Regions from separate parts of the Homo sapiens genome. Here regions 1 and 2 are each linked to region 3. A link is a contact called in ENCODE Hi-C or POLR2A ChIA-PET data. All regions are on one chromosome and are shown on one strand. The core of a region is the stretch at or near the end of the contact, and the rest is flanking DNA. Distances in the headings are between cores, read along the strand shown. Region 1 holds the start of NOL11 (nucleolar protein 11). Region 2 holds the start of USP32 (ubiquitin specific peptidase 32). Region 3 holds the start of DDX5 (DEAD-box helicase 5).

Evidence for each region. A loop is a pair of places that touch in the nucleus more often than their neighbours do. ChIA-PET counts read pairs that join two places held with the same protein, here RNA polymerase II (POLR2A). Pooled maps may share reads with other maps.
Region 1: a loop to region 3 is called in a map of CD8-positive, alpha-beta T cell, with 11 times the contacts of the local background. The contact joins the promoter of NOL11 here to the promoter of DDX5 in region 3. A Hi-C loop is called at or near these places in 2 of 168 maps with a recorded cell type or tissue (CD8-positive, alpha-beta T cell and naive thymus-derived CD4-positive, alpha-beta T cell), 1 of 37 single-sample maps with no recorded cell type and 12 of 50 pooled maps. POLR2A ChIA-PET finds 5 or more read pairs at or near these places in 1 of 52 experiments (CD4-positive, alpha-beta memory T cell).
Region 2: a loop to region 3 is called in a map of ascending aorta, with 13 times the contacts of the local background. The contact joins the promoter of USP32 here to the promoter of DDX5 in region 3. A Hi-C loop is called at or near these places in 1 of 168 maps with a recorded cell type or tissue (ascending aorta) and 11 of 50 pooled maps. POLR2A ChIA-PET finds 5 or more read pairs at or near these places in 1 of 52 experiments (HepG2).

Annotation. Positions count from the first base shown.
Region 1 is chr17:67,716,105-67,719,185 of GRCh38, reverse strand. It overlaps NOL11 (nucleolar protein 11), which reads right to left and starts at 1,250. Exons shown (of 18, transcript NM_015462.5): 1 at 1,098-1,250. The coding sequence starts at 1,238. It overlaps LOC101928045 (a long non-coding RNA gene), which reads left to right and starts at 1,508. Exons shown (of 4, transcript NR_188294.1): 1 at 1,508-1,544. RefSeq lists enhancers at 1-77, 1,000-1,189, 1,260-1,339 and a silencer at 640-729.
Region 2 is chr17:60,390,857-60,393,954 of GRCh38, reverse strand. It overlaps USP32 (ubiquitin specific peptidase 32), which reads left to right and starts at 1,822. Exons shown (of 34, transcript NM_032582.4): 1 at 1,822-2,073. The coding sequence starts at 2,016. RefSeq lists silencers at 1,352-1,671, 1,782-2,001, 2,032-2,091 and an enhancer at 1,266-2,107.
Region 3 is chr17:64,505,039-64,508,158 of GRCh38, reverse strand. It overlaps DDX5 (DEAD-box helicase 5), which reads left to right and starts at 1,870. Exons shown (of 13, transcript NM_004396.5): 1 at 1,870-2,083. The coding sequence starts at 2,040. CEP95 (centrosomal protein 95) reads right to left here and starts at 1,182. Exons shown (of 20, transcript NM_138363.3): 1 at 1,043-1,182. The coding sequence starts at 1,061. RefSeq lists enhancers at 570-679, 392-1,008, 990-1,079, 1,280-1,519, 2,220-2,349 and 1 more and a silencer at 2,710-2,779.

The DNA of each region.
Region 1 (3,081 bases), core at 1-2,500, 3.2 Mb before region 3:
CTCAAGTGATCCACCCACCTGGGCCTCCCGAAGTTCTGGGATTACAGGCGTGAACCACCGCGTCCGGCCAAACCTCTAAAAGGGTAGTTAAAATGAAAATATAACTAAGTTCCTAAATAAGTAAATAAGCAACCCTTTGTTAAAAAAACAATAGTACATTTAAAAATTGATTATATTATGCCTCTGCATGGGAAGTTATGCCTCTGAACAGCGGCATGGGAAATTAAGTAGGGACATCTGGGATCATGTCTATCCAATTCCAATCTGCCATTGTATTCCTATGCAGGAGCTGCAAAACTGCAAATCTACTTGACATCCCAAGTGAAACCCAATAGAGTTAGCAGAGTCAAAACGGCACAGGGAGCTGTTAGCAACCTGTTCTCAAAACGTCAAAGCAGATACCTAACTTCTTTAAAACATGGAAAACTATGTTCAGCAGCCCAGAGAAAAGTAACTGCTTTCTATGCGACCACCAAAAGCAAGGTTAGAAAGTGTTCTCTATCAGGCTTTAGGCTGAAATGGGGGCAGGGCTTGCAGATTTTCCCAGGACTCAACTCCAGGATTCCCAGCGTGAATCAGAGATGCCAACAGACAACTCACTTGGAGGCAAGATTCTTAGCGAGCTATCAAGAAAGTCCCTCACTCTCTAAAATTGTCCCCGCCCCTACAAAGAGAGGGGTGTGAAGTGTAGACACGGCTAAACCACTATTCCCACTCTGTCAGTGTCATCCTCTCCCGCCCAACCAATCTCCGTTCCATCCTCCCGCGGGCGGCTAAGATAATAAAGACCCTAGGAGGGAATCTTAGCAAGGCCAATTCCGCGAGTTCCGAAGCAAAAGCACAGGTTTTCTTTCTTTTCCGAGTCTAACCCACGTGCACTCAGACGCTCTGCCCCTGCAAGTCGGAAATATGCCTTTACAGGAAGGCAAGCAAGCCAGATTCCAGACCTCACTCAGCGTCCCCAACAGGCCCAGCCGGCTCTCTGCTAAGCCTTCTCCACGATCTCTTTCTGAAGCTGTGAGAAACTTGAGCTCGAGCTCCGCGCTCAGAAAGGGGCGAGAAGGCAGTCGGGGCGCTCCCAAACCTATTGCCTTCACCTTATAGAGGATGACTGTCCTGCCGCTGTCTGTCACTAGAAACTGGTCTGTTTTGTCGCTCTGCTCCACGCCTAGGAGTCCTTCAGGCCCGGCGCTCAGGACTACCGAAGACAACGTGAATTCTTCCTCCAGCGCTGCCATTTTGAGCAAACCTAAGTACGGCCGCGCTCACTCCCGGCAGGCCTCGCGCTTTCTCTCGCGAGAATGAACGGGCCTGAGGGGGCGAGTGCTTGCCAAACCAGGAACCTGCTCTCGCAGCCTGCGACCTCTGGCGGGCGGAAGGAGCGAGCGCGACTGTGAATTTAGCCAGGTGGGCTGGGCCGGCTTGCGTCAGACTCCGCCTCCCGAGACCACGCCTCGCCGAGTCCCGGATGTGCTCCAGGAAGGGATAGGGTAGGCGCGGAAGTGCTGCTTACTGGGTCCTGAATCGGCTGCGTGCTGTTCTAGGTGGGGACTTGAGAGACTGTAGATGGGTCTAGGGAGTGGTCGAATATAAATAAGCTAGATTTTTTTTTTTTTAATTGCAAGGGAACTCCCTAGGAATTCCATCCATGGCCTTGTGGAACGATCTGCCAAAGAAAAAATATTTATCTCTGTAGGTAAACTCCCAATAACGTGCTGTTCCTACGTGAAATGCTTAATTCCCCCCAAGTTTCTTGGAACCCTCTAGAGATCTCCAGTCTTTTCAGTCTTTCAGGCCTTCTGAGTTCTCTGACTCCCCTTCTCTGAGCCCCAGTGGGGAAAATCTCTCCTCAGCTTACAGGAAATTCAGACTAGTTTGATGAAGGTGAAGTTGAAGGTCCCCTGTGTGATTTTTGGCAAGGTTTTTATTTCCGGGAGAAATGTATGTTTCTCAGATAAGCATGGCAGATTCAATCAATAATGTTAAATAAATAAGTAAAGATAAATTGTGATGTTCTTAGGGAGAAACCATTTAATAGGCAATTACTAAACAAATGTACCCAGTGTGACAAAGTGCCTCAGTTTAGATTTAAGCATCCACCAGATCGCCATGTGTGTTGTTTCTCATTGCCCCAACATGACGACATGGGCAAAAGGAGAATATCCAGCTACTGTGAAGGAATCAAATGCAGTCTATTTTTATAATGCTAATAGGTCTTTTGTTGTTCAAAAGTAGTGGCATTATCATGGCTCACTGCAGCCTCTAACTCTTGGGCTAAATAAAGCAATCCTCCTGCTTCAGCCTCCCGAATAACTGGGACTACAGGCATCCATCACCACGCCCGGCTAATTTTTGTATTTTTTGCAGACATGGAGTCTTGCTTTGTTGCCCAAGGTGATCTTGAACTCTGATAATCTTTTAATTTTTAGGCTGGGTTGTGAGATCAAGAGGATATAGTTTATTATTATGCTTCATAACTTACTTTGTGATAGGTGGTAAGAAGAAAAACATTAAACTCAGAAGGGAGAGATAAAGCGTGGGTGTGTGGGGGAGGAAGGAGTGGTCTGTGTATGTGAAATTTTCACTAGGATGACCACAGGCCTCCTTGAGAGGATGTCTTTTTTTTTTTTTTTTTTTTTTTGAGACAGGGTCTTGCTCTGTCGCCCAGGCTGGAGTGACGCAGTCTCAACTCACTGCAATCTCTGCTTCCCGGATTTAAGCTATCCTCCCACCTCAGCCTCCCGAGTACCTGGGACTACAGACATGCACCACCATGCCCGGCTAATTTTTGTATTTTTTGTAAAGATGGGGTTTCACCGTATTGCCCAAGCTGACCTTGAATTCCTGGGCTGAAATGACCCTCCCCCCTTGGCCTCCTAGAGTGCTGGGATTACAGAGCCACAGTGCCTGGCCCAAGGGTATCTTTTGAGGATGGCATGAAGGAGGGGAGGGAGCGATCATGCAGTTAACTAGGGGAGGGAGCGATCATGCAGTTAACTAAGAGCATTCTCAGTAGCAAGTGCGCCTGGGGCACCAACAGGGAGATTCCCTAGAAGTCTATCGCAGTTATTGTAGTTACCA
Region 2 (3,098 bases), core at 573-3,072, 4.1 Mb after region 3:
CCCAGCACTCTGGGAGGCTGAGGCGGGCGGATCATCTGAGGTTGCGAGTTCGAGAACAGCCTGACCAACATGGAGAAACCCTGTCTCTACTGAAAATACAAAATTAGCCAGGCATGGTGGCGCATGCCTGTAATCCCAACTACTCGGGAGGCTGAGGCAGGAGAGTCGCTTGAACCAGAGAGGCAGAGGTTGCGGTGAGTCGAGATCGCGCCATTGCACTCCAGCCTGGGCAACAGGGGTGAAACTCCGTCTCAAAAAAAAAAAAAAGAAAAACACAGAATATTACCTTCTTTCTCTAGCAGGGTATATTAGAATCTGTTGGTTTTAGGAACTAATAACCTTTCCCTGGCCCTAAATTACCTAACCGGCACCTTGGGTCCAATCTAATCCAAATGGTTACTTTTTCAATATTGCTTCCTTTTCCAGAAGCTTTATTCCGTGACTTTTAGGTTGAAGACGCAAACTAAATAAGAGTTGAAAATCAAGGAACTAAATAATAATTCCACTGTACATATACACCCCATTTGGTTTCTCCATTTATGGTTTCCTATAGGTTGTGTTCACCTTTTGGCTCTCGTGAATAATGCTGCTATAAACACGGGGGCACAAATACCTGTTCACATCCCTGCTTTTCATTCTTTGGGAAATGGAGAGGTGGAGTGGGAGAGTCAGTCACATGCTGCCACACCATGAACCTGGAAGGCACGATGCCAAGTGAAATAAGCCAGTCACAAAAGAGAAAGTCTGCAGAGTTCCACTCAGAGGAAATACTTAAGAGTAGTGAAATTGATAGTAGGACAGCGGTTGCCACGGACCAGTGGGAGGGGGATTGGGGAGTTACCGTTTAATAGGCACAGAGTTTCCCTTTTGCAAGATGAAAAACGGTGGGAAATGGGACGTGGCAATGGATGCAAAACAATATCAATGTTCTTAACGCCACTGAACTCACTTAGAAATTGTGAAAATGGTACATTTTGTTACGTATATTTTACCACAGATTAAAACGACTCCACGCTAAGCCTTGTAGCCCTCATGTTTCTCGGGGAGAAACTCTGGGAGAGAGGATAAGCCTTTTGCACAGCGCTTTCCAGAGAATGTGTACAAGAGGCATGGTCAGGAGGAGAAGGTGGGCCGGGCAGGCGAGATGACCCGAAAAGGCAGATCCACTTCGTTAACAAGGTCCACTTTCCTCAGGGATCTCCCGCTAGGTGTGAGCATTCTTTTGTCACAGGAAAGCCTTGAGATTCTCCTTTCCTTTCACAACGCCCTCCCAGTCAAAGACGTCCCTAAGGTTGGGAGCTCCCTGCCTACCCACTCCTTTCTCTTCTGAGCCATATGCCGCATCCCTCAGAACCCCATTCCCTAAGATTCTGCGGTCTTCCATGTTAGGTCCCGGCAACTGCCACACTAACCGTCAGCTGCTCGGACCCCACCCGCCGAACGCCAGAACATGTGGGCGCGGGGGCGGGGGGGGTCGTCCTCAAGCGCCCCGGAAGTCACCACCCCCCGTCGCCAGCGGAGGCGCCCGGGCGGGGCGCGCGGCTGCGATTGGCGGGAAGATGGGACGATGCGTTACGTGCGGAGATGCGTCCCCCTCCCCGGCGCTCCTGCGCGCGGTTAGCTTGGGGAGGGGCGGAGCGTGCGGCCCTGGGCGGCCGTTACCGGGAACAGTGTCTGGCCTCGGGTCCCGTGACCCTCGGCGGAGCTGGCGGGAGGGGGCGGAAGTGGCAAGAGGGCGTGAGGAGGGAAGGAGAGGGAGGAGAGAGAGGAGAGAGAAGGGCGGAGTAGGAGGCAGGGGAAGGGGGCGGGGCGGAAGAGTCACGTGATCCGGCATGGAGGCGGTGGCGGCGACCGGGAGGAGCCGCCGGGGCAGAAGCCGCACTTGTTAGTGTGGGGGGAGGTGGGGGCGGGGGACGCCGACACCGTCACCGTCACCCAGGGACGCCGAGGAGAAGGCGGGAGGGGGGTGGGGGCGAGATCAGGCTCCGACCCCCCGCCGAGGGGATGAGGGGAGCATGGGTGCCAAGGAGTCACGGATCGGATTCCTCAGCTACGAGGAGGCGCTGAGGAGAGGTGAGGGGGGAGGGGTCTGGGCGAGCTGCCTGGGAGGCCCGCGACGGGCAGCCTGGAGGGTGGGTAACCGGGAGGGAGAGGGGAGATTGAGGGCGTGGGGCGCCTGAGGCGGAAGGGAAAGGCGGCCGGCCTTGGGGAGTGTGGTGGAGGAGAGAGGTCGGGTGGGAAGCAGCGTTTGGGAATTAGGGCCGTTTGGAAAGGGGCTTGTCCTGAGAGAGGGGGATCGGCGCTGGCAGGGCAGTGCCCGTGCTCGCTGGTGGCGTTGTGATCCTGGATGTGTCCAGGGAAGTCCTCTCCCCGTTTTCTTGGGCGGCTCCAGCCCATCCAGCCCCCCTCATCCTTCATTGCCATTTTCTCCTATCATTCCTTCATAAAAACCTCAAATAACATCCTAACCTCGTTCCTAACAGCCTTAGCTGGAAGGGGACGAGGAGGCGGCTGCAAAGCGCTCCTCTCTGCTACTGGAAGCCCCTTCGTATCTGGGGAGTCCCTGCCTTTTCCCAGAGCCTATGCCTGTCTCTTGAGGGCTGTGGCCATCCGCTTCTGCCACCCTTCACCGTTTGAGCGGCTGACTTTGATAAGAACGATCTGAAATGAAGTTGTGTTTGAGGTGAGATGAGACTGGACAGCTGGCGTTGGCACCAGACCTTGTCTTAGGTTTCATCTCCTCCGACGTTGACCAAAGCCTTTGACTGCACTTGATGCCCAGTTCTCGCTCCATCCCTCTCCATGAAATGGCATTGGGAAGTCCAGCATTCAGATATTGTGTTAAATCTCCCTTTAGAGACTGGCCTGGCTGCCAGTCCCGGCCTGCTGCTTATTGGCTCTGAGGCACAGTATATTGTTGGCAGCCCCAACCCCCTACCACTCACTCTGATACCGCTGTCCATGATCACTAAAGCACACACTAACTGGAAGTGTCTTGTTGCACAGTTTATGGCCGGAATGTCTTAATTTTTCATGACTGGGATTTCAGTGTGTGTAGATCTGTGTATGCTTGTATTTCTTTTAGACATTTAATGGAT
Region 3 (3,120 bases), core at 621-3,120:
TGTTTACCCAATTATCTTGTGCAAGTCAGGGTTTCTCTGGTGCCGGAAAAAGTGGTGATTAAACTTAGGCTGTTAAGAACTGGTATAATAACAACATCAACGGTAATGCATTTGTTAGTTTTTCTTTTTTATTATATCGATCTATATGAAAGAAAATATGGGAAGTACATGAAGCTCAGAATTATCAATACTGTTGACGTTTCCTGCGTACCACATTCTCCTCTCCCCTAGATATTGCTGGGATTTGCAAAGTTTAACGGTTTCTGTACCAAAAGTAACTTAGCTTAAAATACTTGTTCCTTGAAATGCCTGGGAATTGGTAGGAAAGCACTTTCAATCGGTATTAGAAACAAACATCTCCACTATGTTCTGGACACGTAACGTTCTGGAAACGAATGAGAGTGTATTTTCCATGCACATAATCCCCCTCCCCACGCCCATTTCTCACAGCTGGCCAAACCATGACAACTGGTTTGTACGCAGTCCTTGTGAAAAGGATGAAAGCGTCCTAGACAACCAAATTAATTCGCTCTTCAAAAGCGGTGCTAGACAAAGCCCATGACTCTAGAGGGCACTGAAGAGAAAAAAGCACAACTATTCTACAGGGGCATATTCTACTATTCTGCAGGGGCATAATAAATCTTAAGAATGCTGTTCCTTTAAAGACCAATACAAAAGCAGGTACGACCTCAGGGCCCATAGTGCAAGGGCGGAGGGCACACGGACAGCGGCTAGACGCCCCACAGAAAGACAAGTCCGGGGACGACCCTTCTGACCGCTCTTTTTACAGCCAGGACCCAAGTGTCCTACCGGCCTCGCCCCAGTGCCTCTCTCTCTCCCACAGCATACTGCTGTTCCACGGCCTCGAAGCGAAGAGGTGGTGAAGCTGAGAGACCCTATCCAGGGAACCCGCCAGCGCGACGCGGCGTCTGAAGGTCACGAGCCCCGCCGACAGCCCAGACCCAGTCCGGGCTAGCCCGAGGCCTCCCTGGAGGTGGACGGTTTCAGTCCACACATACTGGGACCCCAGGGAGACACTCACCAGCATCCGAGCCTGCCATGTTTCAGAGGCAGGTCGCCGCCGGACTCCGACGCGGCCGGGAAGGCGACGGTGTCCTGGAAGGACCGATCCACGCAGACCCGACACTGGGGCGCGGACGCACGAACCAAAGCGCGGGGAAGGAGGCGTGAAAGAAGGACGGACGTTAAAAGAGCTTCTCGCCGCTGATTGGTCATCAGAGGAGCACTTCCTTTCACAGGACGTGAAACGGGGGCGGTTTGGGAAGTTTAGAGACCATTCTCCGCCGACCAAAACCCGTCAAAGGATTATCAGACACGCGGGTCGGACGGTCCACATCAGCCGGCAGCCCGGGCGGGTCCCGGGGTGCGAGCAGCGCACTTCCGGTGAGCTATTTCGTTTTGTATCCCTCCGCCGACGTCAACGGGAAAGTAGTGCGGACCGCTCTCTCGGTGGTCCGGGGTGGTACAGCCACGTGACAACGCCAGGCCCCGCCTTCCCCCTCTTTTGGTTACAGACGTGAGGGCTCTTTGGAGACGTAAACATCTCCGAGTGGCGAGGGTGGGCGGGGCTGGGCTTGGGAAAGGGCGGGGTGGCTTGCTTGAGGTGTGGAAAGACCAGAAGAAGGTGAGGTCAAGAGAGTGCAGAATGAGGCATTCCAATGGTGGGTGGGCCCTGACCTGAGAGAGTGGCGCGGGGAGGGGTGAAAGCGCGGCGATCCTGGAACGCCAGCGGGCGTTGCGGCCTATGCGCGAGGGGCGGGGCGATTAGGTCATAGAGCGGCTCCCAGCGTTCCCTGCGGCGTAGGAGGCGGTCCAGACTATAAAAGCGGCTGCCGGAAAGCGGCCGGCACCTCATTCATTTCTACCGGTCTCTAGTAGTGCAGCTTCGGCTGGTGTCATCGGTGTCCTTCCTCCGCTGCCGCCCCCGCAAGGCTTCGCCGTCATCGAGGCCATTTCCAGCGACTTGTCGCACGCTTTTCTATATACTTCGTTCCCCGCCAACCGCAACCATTGACGCCATGTCGGGTTATTCGAGTGACCGAGACCGCGGCCGGGACCGAGGGTGAGTTTGGGAGCCGAGCTGTCAGGCCTGGCGGGTGGGGGGATGGGAGGGCGGGTCAGGGTGGCGGCCGGCGGGGGCTTTGCGGCTTGGACTTGGCCTTTCCGGGCTATCTTGGGACTTCCTTTCCCGAAGGCTTGCGCCATTTTGATATTCACGTCACAGTGATTGGAAGAGATTTGACGGTGTAGTGTCTTCAAGCTTGCTTTTTGTGTGGGGATTGGGGAGCTGTCGGGGCGGCTGCCATTTGGTAGCTGTTGAGGGAGTTGAGAGGGAGCGTATTGTGCGGATGAAAGCGGGACGCTTCGAGGCAGACGAAGGAACATCTGTTAGGTGCGGCGTTTCGGGAGGTGTTTTTGGGGTGGCCGGGCATTCTGTGGGAGCGAGGGGACCACTTCCAAAGCCCTGGTGCTGTTGGGGTAGGAGGGCGGCCGGCATCAGCCATGTGGCTGAGTCGCGAGTACAAAATGCCGGCCTCGGACATGGCGGCGGCGCCTTTGTTACCCCGCCCGGCGGAGGAGCTCAAAATGGCAGCGTCGAGAAAATGTGGCGCAGAGAGAAATGCGAGACAAAGGGGGAAGCGCCGCCCCAGCGGGAACGCCGCCCGGCCGACTCCGCCCGGGCCGGGACTCCTCCCCCGGTAGTCGCCGGCTCCTCCTTTTCTTTTTTCCTGCGTTATATAATTTTGATTCGTTGATCCGGAGCTCTACCGCGGCGTTCCCCCAGCTGGGTTTGCTAGCAGAAGTGTTTCTGAGAAAACCCTTGTTCTGTTATCGCTGACTGTACTGTTTAGGTTCTTACCACTAAAGCTGTTTGGTTCCAAAACGGCCATATGAGTAACATCGTCGTGATGCTCTTCGGTTCATGTAGCCTTGTTATTGCTGATAGTGAATTGCTAGGCTGGTGGGGAAGATTACAGTAACCACAAGAAGTGGTGTGTGCCAGAATCCCAAATTCTGGCATGTGGGTGACAAGTTTCCGACATGATAAATCCCCGGCTTCCGACATGATAAATCCCAGGCTGTTTACATGACCTAAGT